Linked DNA regions of Homo sapiens: region 1 is linked to region 2. Evidence: chromatin loops called from intact Hi-C (ENCODE). Cell type or tissue: PC-3. All regions are shown on one strand.

Region 1 (8,000 bases), 120 kb before region 2:
GAGGGGTAGAAATGGGATATATATGCAAGGAAGAAGATTATTATGTAGATGACGTAGAAAGACTCAGAAAACTGTGGGGTTGCTAATTCTAAAAGAGACTCAAGAAAGGATGAAGGGTTAAGTCTCATCAGTCATGGACAGGTGAGGAGAATAAGAACTAAGGAGTATCCAATGGAATGGGCATTCATCTGCCAGAGGTAACAAGAAACACAGTTTCACTCGAGATATGGGTTCTAATGGCTGAGAAATAAGCTCTCGGTGAGGGCAGATAAATGTAGGCTATGTCTTCCAATTTAAACTTTTAACTTTATATTAAAATAATTAAATGATTTTTATGGCTCAATCACTCTTTTATACAAACGTCTCTCAAACAAACTTATATATTAATCTACTGTCAAGAAATACACTGAATTATTCATCAAAAGAAGCATGAAAGAAACTCCCAGAAATAAATGACTGAAATGAGGGAGTTTTCTTTTTAAATAAACAAATTTCAGTCATTTTATTTCAGTTTTTTATTTCTGGGAGGGATAATAAGGGTGAGGTATTCATTGTAGCTACTTTTAAAGGATTATTAGTATCTTCAACCCACACGTTGTCTTTCTTCTGCAAACCTTCAGGAGAGTAAAAGTTTTCTTGTCCTCTGAACCATAAAGATTAATTGTTGTGACGTGGCTAGAGTTTCACTCAAGCCAGAATGGCTCTGTTACTACTGATGAAATCTTGCCCAAGAATCTGGAAGTCAAACCCTTTTAAGTATGTTTAAAACTCTTGATTAGGCTGATGTGATGATGCCTGGTTACCTCTCTGCCAATTGGGCTCAGGACTGCGGGGGGAGTTGGGAAGTAGAGTCCCAGGGAGGGCTTGCTAGCCTCCCACCAACCCAGCACCTCCTGGCAGTTTAGAGTAGCCTACAGTTGTATGAAAAGGTGACTGAGGGCATGAGCAGAGCAGCAGTCACTGCCAATTATTACTCCTAACCCTCACCCAACAGGCACAGGATGACTGAAGAGGACAGCGCTACTTCAGAAACACAGCTGGGGAATTTTATTCTAAAAGTTGCAATAGTGCTTTGGTGCCATGTGACAGCTTCCTTGAACCTTCTCAGTGGGTCAGACTGACTGCATCACTGGTTCCCGAGTGAAAGAAAATATCTGTGCGCTTTTGGAAGAGCTGTCATACTGTCACAATGAAGGGCAAAAAGAAGGAAAAAAATCAAAGGTGGTTAAAATCTTTAGAAAAACATCAATTAAACAGGCACATTGGTCAAAAATTTATAAACTCCCAGTGCCCAGATTGTAGTCTTTAAATATTTCCCACATAAAGGGGCCAGGAGATCTTTAAAAAATTATAAATTCCAGGACTTGGGAGAAAATGTACAGAATGAGCCTGGAACGGGTTGTTGTTCCAGGAATCAGAGCTATCAATGGCTATCAGGGTCAGTACCGCCAAGGTCATGTCAATGGACCGTCGGTAAGGATTATGATTGTAGTTGGTTAAAGCACATCACTTTTTTTCTATGTAAATTGTAACTTAGTGCAATTAAATGGTTCATGAGTAGGGATTTCTCTGTATGGGATGATTCTACATAACAATGAAGAAGAAATTGGAATATCACTTATTTGCAGTCCACTAATGAAATTAATAAATCCACGCAAAGATTGTCAATACCACCTAACTTCATGAAAAGGAAAACAACTAAACATTTTGTGTACCCAGTGGATGTACACTATGCTATCTATGAAGTATCATTGCCAAAGAATCCAACCTGAATCTGACCAAGTGTTTGTTCCAATCTACCAATTTACTGGAAATACAGAAAGAAGGGAAATGTTTTAGGTAACACCACAGTGATGCAATGAGTAGAGTCCAGGCTGATGGAAATTCTACAGAACAATCTGGTTTCTTCAACACATAAGTTGTGAGCAATTGCAAAACAAAACGAAGTAAAACAGAAAAAAAGAGGTGTTACTATGGTTTGAAAAAAGACATCAGATAATTATCTTTATTTGGCTGTTGACCCAAGCGAACAATATAAAATTAATTTTTCCACTTGGAAAAATTTATATACTGCCTGGATATTTAGCAGGATTATGGAATGAGTTAATATTAATTTTGGAAGGATAATAATATTTTGCTTGTTTATTTGAGTCCTTATTTTTTGAAGATACAACAGTAATATTCAAGGACAAAATGATACGATGTTTGAAATTGAGTTTAAAGTATCTGAGGAAGGGGCAGAGTAGGTGGGGGTATAATTTGTTAGGTGGCAGAATTCTATATAGAGCCTCCCATTCCTGCCCAGCCAGAGATCTTAAAGGGCATGGATAGAGAAAGCAAGTGATTGGAAGAGTCCAGGTTAATGTCAAGTGGAGGAGGACGGTGCTTACTTATACTTTCATCTGGCTATATAAATGTCCGTTTATATCTATTAAACACAAGCTCTTCCACCATGCGGTAAATTGGATTTTGGTCCCCAGCACCAGTATGGTGTTAGGAACTGCTATTTCCTTTTGTTTCTGGATTTTCTTACAACTTGAGAACTGGCCTTTATTTTCATTCATGTTGTTTTGTCAGTAACGCAAAAATGATTTAACTTTGAACTTATTTCAATTTGTCAGATTTTTTTTTTCTTTTAGCCAACTTTATCAAATTCCAAAATTCCTTCTTCAGCCCCAGGTCATGAACTTTTGCTAACTTCTGCTTCCCTTAGTAATTAAAATTTTTCTTATAGGGAACATTGGGTTTATATTTACACCACCTGGCAAATTGACACCTGTATAATTCATAGGCACTAAAAAGGACAGACGCCCTCAAAACTGCCTGGCTTGTCTAGCTGTCTCTGGTTGGTTTGCTCTCTCACTCTCTGAAATAGTCATTTCAACTGTTAAAAACTTTCTAACCTCTAACCTTCCCTCCTCCACCTTGAATCTCAGTAGATCACTGCTCTTGTTACTTAACATGAAAAAAGAACTTATTAGATAGAAGTTCTGTCAAATTTCCTGCATGTATAAATAAATCTAAATATTTGGCACCCATCTTCTCCCCATCTATTGTGCTGCTTCTATTGGTAAACAATGGAAAACAATACCTCCTCTAGGAATAACTCTATTCATGCTTTCTTAATAAACTTACTCTACTGATTATTTTTACTTTCTATTTTCAGCTTTTCTCTCCCTATTTAGTCTTCCCATCCCTATAGAAATGTGATTTAGTTTCTCCTATGTTAAAAATGAAATGAAACAAGAATAATTCTATTGGGAGATTATAAGGATCACACTATCTAGTTTCATCTAATCAGAGTCCAACCTTTTTAAAGAAATACTCTTATGTAACAGTTCGTGGTCTCACTTCCATCTCCTCTGGCTCTGCACCTCTACTCAACTGAATCTGCTGCTTCCATGGGCCCAAATAACACCTGGTTCCACAAAGTCAGTGGGTGACTTTCTGACTTGGCTTTTTCATCATCTTCAGCACAGCTGAACGCTCTCCTCCTTTTGACACTGTATTCCCTCTGCCTCCCCTTCTCCTCCACCTCTCTCTCTCTCTCTCTCTCTCTCTCTCAGCTGGGCATTCCTTATTCTCCATTGACATCAGGTTTGACTCTGATTAGATAAAGCTAGATAGTGTGATCTTTATAATGTCCAGGGAGAGTTATTAATGTCTCGCTTTTATTTATTTATTTATTTATTTATTTATTTATTTATTTATTTATTTGAAACGGAGTCTTGCTCTGTGGCCCAGGCTGGAGTGCAGTGGCTCGATCTCAGCTCACTGCAAGCTCTGCCTCCCAGATTCACGCCATTCTCCTGCCTCAGCCTCCCGAGCAGCTGGGACTACAGGCGCCCGCCACCACGCCCAGCTATTTTTTTTTGTATTTTTAGTAGAGACGGGGTTTCACCGTGTTAGCCAGGATGGTCTGGATCTCCTGACCTCGTGATCCGCCCGCCTCAGCCTCCCAAAGTGCCGGGATTACAGGCGTGAGCCACCGCGCCCGGCCCTCACTTTTATTTTTTTATTTTTATTTTTTATTTTACTTTAAGTTCTCAGAAACATATGCAAAACATGCAGGTTTGTTACACAGGTAAACATGTGCCATGGTAGTTTGCTGTACCTATCAACCCGTCATTTAGGTTTTAAACCTCGCATGCATTAGGTATTTGTCCTAATGCTCTCCCTCCCTTTGCCTTTCACCGCCCAACAGGCCCTGGTGTGTGATTTTTCCCTCCCTGTGTCCATGTGTTCTCGTTGTTCAGCTCCCACTTATGAGCGAGAACATGCAGTGTTTGGTTTTCTGTTCCTGTGTTAGTTTGCTGAGAATGATGGGTTCCAGCTTCATCCATGTCCTTGCAAAGGGCATGAATTCCTTCTTTTTTATGGCTGCACAGTATTCCATGGTGTTATGTGCCACATTTTCTTTATCCAGTCTATCATTGATGGGCATTTGGGTTGGTTCCAAGTCTTTGCTATTGTAAATAGTGCTGCAATAAACATACGTGTGCATGTGTCTTATGGTAGAATGTCCTTCTCAGTCAGTTCTTTGAACATTGGTGTTCCAGTTTCGGTTCCAAGCCACCTTTTCTTATATGACTCTTTTCCTAAGCAAACTCATACACACCTGTAACCACAATGACTAATACCCAGAGTGTTGCGACTTTGTGTCTCCTGCTGAGATTTTGATTCTGAGCTCTGGGTCGGTATTTCCAATGCATGTCTAATGACGCCCTTAGAAGCATCTCCCTCTCAGCATCTGGAAACTGAACCCATGCTTTTTCCCTCACACAGGGAAGGCCCTCCAGAGATCTCCCCACATACTTCTCTAGCTCCTTTCTTCATCACCTCATCACATTGTCTTATTAGTTAAAAAGAGTCTCCCCAGATTCATTCATATATAGTAATTATTACTGTAATTGGGAAATATCTATACAAATGGAAATTGATTTTTTTTCTGTTAAAACAGGAACATATTGATATCTTTATGCTTTACTGGGATGATAGAGATTCCATTTTATTTCAATTAAATGTGATTTATGTCATTCAGGAAATGATGCATTGCACCTAGCTAACATTAATCATAAAGGACTATGTTCTTATCTTTGGAATTCACAAATGAGACACATCTTATTTTCTGAATTGATTTCTTCCATTAGTCACCTAATATAGCCAGGAGCTACATTAATTTCACCTCTACCTCTGAGGAGAATGACAAAAAAAAAAAAAAAAGTGCCAGCCTGGGGCTTTTGTACATGACACCTTAGAAAATTCCTGAAGGTCAAAATCCATTTCTTTGCTTCCAAATAATTGAGGGTGGATAAAAGCAAACTCCTGCCAGTTAACCAGTGAGAAAATCAAGATGTTCAAAAAACGTGCACACTAATAGACTTCCAAAGTGGTTGAGGATGGAAGAAAAGACAGTAAGAAGAAAAACAAAATTGAAATTTACTACACGCTACTTCTAATTGAATGTGGATTGATTAAGTTGTAATGAAAATAAAACTGCATTGGGGGCATCATCATATCTGAATTTGAGTCCCAGCTTTGTCATTAAAACCACAGCTCTGCTAAATCATCTGGCAATGCCGTGCCTCAGTTTCTCCAACTGTGAAGTGATGATCAAATGCCTCACTGACAATTCACATATGTGAAAGTATTCTGAATGTGTCATAAAACTGCAGGCTCATATTCTTTATAAAGGTCCACAAATTTCCAGGCCATCAAATAATCTGATTGAGCTTTACTCTAGCTTTTGTTTTTAAAACTTCTAGATCTGAGAAACCCTCTCTCCGGGTACCCTGATGGAATCCACAGAGTGATCCAAACCCCCCTGAATTCCTGGTGTACTGGCAGTGTTAGCCAAGGCAAACAAACAAACGCGCAAAGCCAGCCCGGGCCTTCTGTAATTGCCTTGTGGGATTGTGTAACAGGATTTTCTTCCAAGGCATCCATTTATTTTCCTTTGGCATTCTACCTTCACATTTTTGTTCCTATAGTTTCACTTAATACAAAGATCTGCTACGCGATACTTAGAAAAAAGGTGTTTATTTTTTCCTTGTTGAATATTTTCTATAAAAATTATACAGGACAAAATTCATGTTAATTAAATAAACTTTAAAGACATAACAATGGGGTTTTAGCCCCTCTGTGTGTTTCACTGAGACAGTTTCATGTTATTGGTTCTACTCTTTTTGTCACAATTCCTCAACCTTTCCCTTTCTCCATCCCCTCCTATCCTCCTTCCCTGAGGTGGAGGTGGTCCAGGCAGGCCCTGCCATCCCCTCTCTGGTGAGAAGGGCCGGGCTCTCTCGGAGGCTCTGGTAGCTGATGATGCGATGATTTCCTCAGCAGCCTCTGTTCTCCAGGTGCCGCCTTGAGTTACCTTATCTCAACCTGCCATTTTTTGTATGTGGCAGCTTTCAATTGGTGAAGAATCCTGAAAAACAGTTCCTAGAATATGAAACTTCCCTAGAAGATAGACAGTAATATTACAAGACCAGAACAGTCCAACCTTTCAGCAATTCTCTTTGATGGATCTATCTTCATCAATCAATTTATAAATCCATTTAATAAGGAGAATAATTATACATTTTGCTCACCGGCTCATACATTTTTCTGCTTCATAAACAAATACTTCAAGCTGCTAAACATGAGTAGTTTGTGTCTGTGTTTTTGCTGCCGAAATTAAATATTTATATTTTAGCATTATTTGGTCACCTAATAAAATTATAGCCTGTTTATTATCTAATTATTTGGTGGAAAATAGATCTTTAGTGTTCCACAGACATTTCAAATATATGCTACATAATTAAAAAACAACCATCCAAACATATGCTGCATGATCTTTCAGAAGACAGTCATCCAAATGCATGCTACACGATCCTTTTAAACACAAATGCCTAATACATACATACAATTGTTCAAGCTTACTTTTAAGAAATAAGAATTAAATGTAACAGATACATTTTGTCCACAAAATGGTGCAGATTAATAAGAATACAATAATAATGTCAAGAACGATGTGGGGAAATGGGAATCTTTTGTACTGCTAGTAGGCATCTAAGTTTGCACAAACTTTGTGAAAGCAATTTGTCAATATTTATCAAACACCTATACCCCTTGACTCAGCAATTCTGCTTTTAGGAAACTATCCCAAGGAAATAATTGAAGATGTTTATACAACAAAGCAGCTACAAGGAGAGCACTGCAATCTTTTTATGTTAGGCAAAAATGAAAATGATCAAACAGATGACTGGTTAAAGAAGCATGGCACAGTTGTACAATATGCCCATGAAAATGTGGGGATAGAAATACATTTTCTGACTTGGCAGGATATTCACGATACACTATTAAATACAAAGATAAGACATAAAACAGCCCAGGCAGCATTTTTGTATTTTTATATACAGAAGTGGTTTTCTCTGGGAGGGTGGATGACGGGTGACTTTTTTCTTACCTTGTTTTTATTTACATACCTGTAAATAAATTGTTTTTAAACAATAAAAACATGATTGTTTTGTAGTTAATTGGTAGTAAAATATATGTCTTTACTACACTGAAATAACATTTTTCTATGTTCCATAATGGAAAAACTCATCCATCTCTCTCTCTTCCTGATTTCTTTTCAAAGGGCAGTTCAGCGGCAGAGCTGGCTAGTGGCAGAAGTTCATGTCCTTGCAATTTGTCCATTATTTTATCAGGAATTTTATATTTTATTCTATCATTATTTTACAGGAATACAGTTCATTGATTACCTCATTTTCTTAATGTATGCAGAAATTGAGAAAGAAAAAGGAAGAGATGAGAATAGACCATGTATAATATTCAAAACAGGGAAAATCAGAGATTTGTCTAATATCCAAAGTTTTTCTTTATATGCACTGAGGAAAATGCTAAAATACCAAATACTTTCCTAAGTTGAATTTGTCTTAACAGTATACATACATAATAATCACCCATTCAATGAGCAGAAAAATCTTATGAAGATAAACGTCTAAGCAAGGTCA
Region 2 (8,000 bases):
CGTGGGTAGTTTCTCCCATGCTGTTCTTGTGATAGTGAATGAATGCTCACAAGATTTTATGGCTTTATAAATGGTAGTTTTTCCTGCTCTCATGCATGCTTTCTCACCTGCCACCACATAAGACGTGCCTTCTTTCCCTTCTGCCATGGTTGTAAGTTTCCTGAGGCCTTCCCAGAGACTCACATGCAGAACTGTGAGTCAATTAAATCTCTTTCCTTTGTAATTTTCCAGTCTTGGGTAGTATTCTTTATAGCAGCGTGAGAATGGACTAATACAAGGGTATATAGCTTTTGCTCTCAAAATTTTAGGTAGACGATAGTCTTATCCATGAAAGCATTAAAGAAAAGGCATAAAATAGTGAGCAAAGTATTATATATAATGTAATCTAATATAATAATAACTTCTAAAATAATTTCTCTAATGGTATCAGGAATGAATAGTTTAATATCAAAACATTGGTGGGTAAGTTGGAGGTGATTATAACCTCATTCCACATAATAGGTCATGTATGTTCTTTAGTAGGGGTGAACCACACCTCAAACAATCAGTAACAATGTTACCAGAGATCTTAATGATTCTTCTCCTAAAATATTACATATCGTAGCGTCATCTTCCTAGACACATGCCACAGCAGAGATTTTCACTATTTTTTATTTTGGAAAACTACTGAGAACTGTACAATTTTATTGCTTTCCTTGGTCACACATCATCTGTTACCTCTCTATGCTTCTCCCAGGTGAGAATCCACTCTAAGAAATGATTTTGCAAATTAAAAGAGCTCTTTTTAAATACACCCATAACACATTATATGTTTAAATAATGGCTACTGATAACTATCCCCCTGTGGCATTTCTGATGCTGTTTTTCACTCGAAACTCTGACAGCATCTGGGCCATGCACTAATCCTATGTAGAAGTAGGTAAGGGCCTGCCAGAGAGGTTAAAACCTGAGTCATGTTGACAGATGGCTTGGAAAGCATTTTCAATTACAGAAAACAAGGAGCTAATGAATAGAGAAGGTATAAACAGAAGATTACAGTAACCGAGTATCTTGTGCAGAAACTATCGTCTGTAACAATGGTGTGAACACACCTATGAAATATGAATAAAATAGATTATACTTTAAGCAAAAGTCTTTTTTTGTAGCACACACATTTTTAGTCTCGGTATTTGTAAGTCGGCATTTCTTCTAGGAAAATCTAAATCATTTGAAGTATTTTCTTTTTGTGGGAGTTTCTATTTTGAATTAAATCAGTGCAGGCCAGTACTGTCTTCCTACTCAAGAAAAGAGTAGAAGATTCAGCATTAGAACACCAGGGTTTGAATCCTGGCTTTAGGTTGCATTGTGTTCTTCGGCAGTTGCTAACACCGACACACCTCAGTTTTTAAACCCATATAATAGACATAATAACCTACATGAGAATAAATTTAAGATAATATATGTGGAGGCACTGGATAAATCTTAAATGTGAATTTTTACAGGCATGTTCTTAAATTGCTCTTCCTGTTACTCTTCTTTATTCTTTGTTTATGCATTTCTGTTGATTTTGTTTGTTTTTATTTCATTTCATTTTAAGTATTTAAGGTGTCCTTTTTTTTTTTTTTTTTTTTTTGAGATGGAGTCTCACTCTGTCGGCTAGGCTGGAGTGCAGTGGCACAATATCAGTTCACTGCAACATCCACCTCCCAGGTTCAAGTGATTCTCCTGCCTCAGCCTCCTGAGTAGCTGAGATTACAGGTGCACGCCACAGTGCCAGGCTAATTTTTGTATTTTCAGTAGAGACGGAGTTTTGCGAAGTTGGCCAGGCTGGTCTTGAGCTCCTGACCTCAAGTGATCCACCCACCTCGGCCTCCCAAGCTGTTGGGATTACAGGCAGGAGCCACTGCACCTGGCCCTACATGACGTTTTGATATACAATATGCAGAGTGAAATGATCACTACAGTCAAGGTAATTAACATATGTATTGTCTCACATCATTATCTTTTTCTGTGTATATAGTAAAACCACCTAAAATCTATTCTTTTAGCACATTTCCAATACACAATACAATAATATTAAGTGTAGCCCTCATGCTGTATCTTAGAGCTCTCAACTTTATCTTGAATAAGTGCAGCCTGTACCCTTTGACCAACATCTCTCATTCCTCCTATCACCATCTCTGAAGGTCTTTCTGTTCCTTTGCATTTAACTTTTATTTAGGATTGCACATTTAAGAGACATCATGCCTATTTTTCTTTTTATGTCCGGTGTATCTCACTTAGCATAATGTCTCCAAGTTCGTTTATGTTGTTGCAAATGACAGGATTTCCTTCTTTATTAGTGCTGAATAATATTCCATCATTTGTGTGTGTGTGTGTATATATACAACTGATTTATCCATACATCAGTCAATGGTCACTTAGGTTGTGTATATATCATAGCTATTGTCAATAATGCTGCAATGGACATGCGGGTGCAGAAAATGGGGATAATAATGGTATCAGTGACATGTGGGTGCTGTGGGAGTTAAAATTTTTAAAAAGTTAAGCTCTTAGCCTGGGCCTAACATACAGCATGTGCTAAGAAAGTTCTAGTTACTGCTAGTGCTGATGTTTTCCTGCTTTTTTATAGTACAAGAGTTACATTTTTCGTATTTACACAACTGTTTCCCATTTGTGTGTTTTGCCATTTGGGGACAGACCCTATGTGGCATTCAAAGTATATGTGAACCTCACTGGGATTGAACAAATCTCATTGTTAAAGTTATAGTTTATGGACTATGGTGTCCTAACTGAGACTAACCTTCCCTGGGAGGAATCAGAATGATTGGGACAGAATGCAGAGGACATAGTAATTGGCAGTTCCCAGATTTGCTGACTGCATCCAAGCCACGTGGCACAGCTCCAGGCACCATGCAGCTCAAGATGTTCAGTGTTTTAGCCACGCAGGAGAAGCGGATGGCAGAATGATAGAGCCCGGTGCTTAATTGTTTTAACATCCTCATTCAAATGCAAGCTGAGTTTCAAAGATAGACATTCTCTTGTATCAACAAACGGCAGATTTTACTGACAAAAATAAATGCTGAAACTACAACCTCAGAGAACCATTACATTGCAAATACTTCATTGAAGTTTGATTCTGTTTTCTCTCAGCTGTGGGGGCATTTATGAAAATGTGAGAGCCACAAAATGATGTTCTGGCATAATATTATCTGTAATCTTCTCCAGGAAGAAGATGCCTGTGAGTACAGTTGGATTTTACTTTAAGGTACTCACAGCGGCCAAATTAATCAGAGTGTATTTTGAGGCAAGTTTTAGCAAGTATGTTCTTATTTAGTGCTGAAATACAGAAAGAATATAATCACAGAGATAATTTGACTATAAATCACTCCTTGTATAAAACCTATCTGACCTAAAATTTCTAAGTTTTCCAGGTAAATTTTTTTAAATTTTAATAACAAATTTAACCACCATATCAATGCTACAGTATAAAATGAACTTAGAATTTTAAGATAGTACTAGACATTTGCCTGTGTTCTGAGCAGGAACATACGCGTGTGTGTGCATGGGCGCGTGTGTGTATGTGCAGACATTCAGACATGTACATTTGCATAACTTTTACATTTTTATATTATACCAGAAAGATTTATCTTGTTACAAAGAGATTTGCTTAACAAACATGGGAAAAAGGAAGGAAAAGAAAAAAAAAAAACAATTGCTTGGGAATAAATTGAGAAAATTATTCAAGAATCAGAGCAATTACTCAGGTCTTAACATTACATGGCCTTAAATAAAGTTTTATTTTGAGTAAGCCAACCTATGTTTATGCCACAGAGAGGGGCATATTCAGAAATTTACATATATCCAGTGATGCATAAATCCATCAAATGCAAGTAGCAAAATTCTGTCTCAAAAAACAGTACTTCTGTTTTTGCTCTTTGTCTTAGAAATGTCTTGTTTCTTGTTAAAGATGAATGAAATGCCTTAATATTTGTTTTAAATGTTAAATAATAATGTAAAATAATTTAACCTGGGTCATCATGCCAGATTGAAATAACAGACTGAGATCTGTTGACAGTGTTAACAACTACTAGTACCCTGAAATCTAACTGATCAAGGAGACATCTTTTGGCCATACATAATTATAATTGACATCCATACTGATGACCACAAGGTTTTATGAAGTATTGAGGCACTTTTGTAATTACTGACCAAAAAAAGTCTATGTTTTTAAAGATAAAATTTATTTTTTCCCATTGTCTTTAAAGATTGTGTTTCTGCAAGATGGGAATGAGACTTGGAAGTTATATTCTTAATAAAGTAACCAGGTAATTATGACCATCAACCAGCTTTAAAAAAACCACAGTCCAAATACAGTAAAAACTAGCTTTTGAGTCACACTATTTCTGTTTTAGCATTGCAGGTTTATAGGGTACTGTATTAGTCCATTCTCATGCTGCTCTGAAGAAATACCTGAGACGGGGTAATTTATAAAGAAAAGAGGTTTAATTGACTCACAGTTTGGCTGGCTGGGGAGGCCTCAAGAAACTTGCAATCATGGCTGAAGGTGAAGGGAAAGCAAGGCACCTTCCTCACAGGGCAGCAGGAAGGAGAGGTGTTGAGCAAATGGGGAAAAGCCCCTTATAAAACCAACACATCTCATGAGAACTCACTCACTATCATGAGAACATCATGGGGGTAACCGCCCCCATGATTCAATTACCTCCTACCAGGTCCTTCCCACGACACGTGGGGATTATGGGAACTAGAATTCAAGTTGAGATTTGGGTGGGAACACAACCAAACCATGTCAGGTACCTTCTGGGAACAAGAATTCTCCTGCCACTTAGTGTAACTTGGTGTTATTCAAACTCTTTCTCAATTTCTCCAGGTTTCAATTAGCAAAAACAATAGCAAGTATAGTGGATTCTCATTATTTCATGAAATCTTTATTTGTGAATTGGCCTTGCTAAGATTTATTTGTAGCCCCCTAACCAACACTCTCAGTCCTTTCATGGTGCACAAAGCAGTAAAAGTTGGAGTCACCTGATGCCAACATTCCCACCTGAGGACAGATAAGGCTATGCCCTGCCTTTTTGTTTCAGCTCTCACAGTAGGAACACATGCTCATTTTGCAGTCTATGTACTGCCGTGATTTTCACATTTGTGTGCTTTTTTTTTTTTTCTTCAGAGTCACTCTGTTGCCCAGGCTGGAGTGCAGTGGCACAGTCTCAGCTCACTGCAACCTCTGCCTTCCGGGTTCAAGCGATTCTCCTGCCTCAGCCTCCTGAGTAGCTGGGACTACAGGTGGAAGCCACCATGCCTGGCTAATTTTTTTTTATTTGTATTTTTTATAGTAGAGATGAGGTTTTGCCATCTTGGCCAGGCTGATCTCGAACTCCTGACCTCAAATGATCCGCCCGCCTCGGCATCCCAAAGTGCTGGGTTTACAGGCATGAGCCACGGTGCCTGGCCCTATTTGTGTGCTTTTTGTTGATGATTCTGCATTTACTATGGCCCCCAAGCATAGTGCCAAACTGCTGGGTAGTGTTCTTAGATACAAGAAGTCAGGGATCAGCTTCAGTTGGGCATGAGTTACAGATCATCAATGAGTTCATAATGTTAATGCATCCATAATATACATCAAAGGAGGTGTCTTTCAAGAAAATCACACACACAAAAAGGTTATGTATAGATTGTTTGATGAAAATGACTGGAGGCTCACAGGAATCTAACCCTGCATTTCCCTTAGGAGCAACGGTTCTGTATTTGTTAATTCGGTGTTTACAGCAGCTTTATAGAACATAACTACCATGAAACATGAAAATCCATTGTATATAATGAATAAATTTACCTTACATTTTAAATTCATCTAAATATAAGTTAATAGTTTGTTTGTGATTCTTAAAGCCTCTTTGGGATTGTATAAAATAGAGCCCAATGAGAAATCTATATAAAAAACATAATCTGCATTTGAATAAATCTGTTTTTCTTAATAGCTATTGTACACATACTATGTAAAATCCATCTTATTTATATAAGAACAATATTTTATTATTGTAATTAGAGTAACAATAATTATTATTGAGTAGTAACTATATTGGCTGAAAATTCCTAGGTGTCCAGAACTATGTATAGCAGAACACATGCATTTTTTCATTTAATCTTCACATTGTACAGGTGAGCACAGGAAGGAACAGAAGTTTTGAGACTTCCCCAGGCACACTGCTGGTAAAAAGTGGACCTATTAATACATATTTTTGTGTTAAGAATACGTTATTTATTAAGTATATATTAACTATTTAGAAATATGTACATATGTGAAGTAGATTAAACATGTATTGGAATAATTGATTTTTTAATGCATGTTGCCTTAGTAGACTGTAACTCATAAAAGAGGATCTCTTGTTTTTCTTATCTTGGCTTTAGTGTGTCTTGTGAACACAAGCCCTCAATACAGAATGGACACATAAATGGGTGTGTGTTGCATGTAAAGTGGGCTTTGAGCCCATAATGTCAGTGTTACATCTTAGAATCACAAGGTAAAGAAATCCTGGGAGTGTTATGTAATGAGGAGCACATTAGTCCCCTCCCTGGCAATAGTTAACATTGTCAATATTGGAAAGTCACTGAGTCAACCTGAGTCACATATTTTAAAGTATACAATGGGGAAACTGTTATCTGTCCTTTGCCTTATTGTAAATTACTTCCACATCCAGGACACTTAACAAATATTAAATAACACATTAGCTGTAAAAACAATGTCAAACACACAGGAGCTGCTGGCTGTGAATCATCATCGTCATCATCATTATCATCATCATCATCATGGTCATCATTTACTAGATTTTGTCATTTTGTCATTGCTTCTTTTAACATTTAGAATTTGTCAACTGTTTTCTTGAACTAAGTTCAAGTATGATTCTTAATGTTCCTGCTTTTTAAACTGGTCTTGCCTGAATTTGTATGAGTTGAACCATTTCTAAGACGTATCATTAAAATTAAAAAGAAGACTTTCAGCAATTTGTATTTTATATGTTTTTACTGAGTCAATTTTGGCTTAATTTCTCATGTCATGTTTGATTACTTATCACTCAAAGCACATCTGAATTTGGCACTAAATATCTCTTTGATCAACCATCTCAGAACATTGGGATTTTCTTAATGGAGTACCTCCCTACATCAGAATAAAATACACTAGCAAATAAAAGCAATGATATTTTATTGTTCTATACATAGCAATCAATTAAATCCTTTTTTAAAAAAATTAAAAATTTCCTTGCAAACTCATCTTGAGTTTATTAGATAACATTCAAAATCCTGGCATTATCCCCCTACAAGCAGAGTTTAGCTTTTCAAATGGCTGGTAGGAAAATTTAACAGCTATATTTTAGACTCAGGCAATTGATTTCCTTTTTATGATGTGATACATTTTAATGCCTGATAAGCTCAATGAGAAAAGAGTCTTCTGTGAAGCATTTACTCAATAAATATTGATGTGGGTTGATTTACAACATTGCGCCCTGTCAGCAATTTATGTTTTTAAGGTAACAAACTTAAAATGGAAACTGCTAAAGAATTTTACTTCTAAGAGTATGTTGAATACTTAGTTGTCTTCTTTTAACTTTCATCTCTGCCTTGTTTGGTGACTAACACCAAATATATTCTGTTCCTCGGGTTGCTTTTTCTATGTGACAAGATGGAAACTCACCAGATATATGGCTTGAAAAGATTTCCCATCCCAGACAAAGTTTCTTGTCTTTCATTGTATTATTGGTCAAATACAAATTCTACAATGACCTTTCATACAATGAAAGAAACATGAAAGTGAGTCCTATGTAGTTAACCACTCAATGCTCTGTTGCCTGTTGAAAAAAGCAATTTTATGTCATAAGTACAGAGTCTAAGCCTGAGACAGTAGCTCTCTATTTCTCTTGAGCCAGTGTGGCTTTAAGTTAGATAAGCTTGAAATGACTGAGAAAATGGGGAAAATCAATGCAGGTTAATACACATTCATTAAG

Evidence for each region. Peaks named below come from ENCODE experiments on the same cell type or tissue, not always from the same donor. Only the 100,000 strongest peaks of a DNase experiment are listed, where the experiment ranks them.
Region 1: it touches region 2 in a loop (11-fold over the local background); 2 of 110 quality-filtered maps call a loop at or near these places.

Annotation. Positions count from the first base shown.
Region 1 is chr18:73,667,365-73,675,364 of GRCh38, reverse strand. The region is part of intron 1 of LOC105372190 (a long non-coding RNA gene); the gene reads left to right. Among named protein-coding and RNA genes, the nearest start is that of LINC02582, 350 kb to the right of the region's middle. In PC-3, no CTCF peak of the experiment used is centred here; a DNase peak (open chromatin) is centred at 4,634; H3K27ac peaks cover 2,279 bases.
Region 2 is chr18:73,544,319-73,552,318 of GRCh38, reverse strand. The region is part of intron 4 of LOC105372190 (a long non-coding RNA gene); the gene reads left to right. Among named protein-coding and RNA genes, the nearest start is that of LINC02582, 220 kb to the right of the region's middle. In PC-3, no CTCF peak of the experiment used is centred here; a DNase peak (open chromatin) is centred at 6,618; H3K27ac peaks cover 494 bases.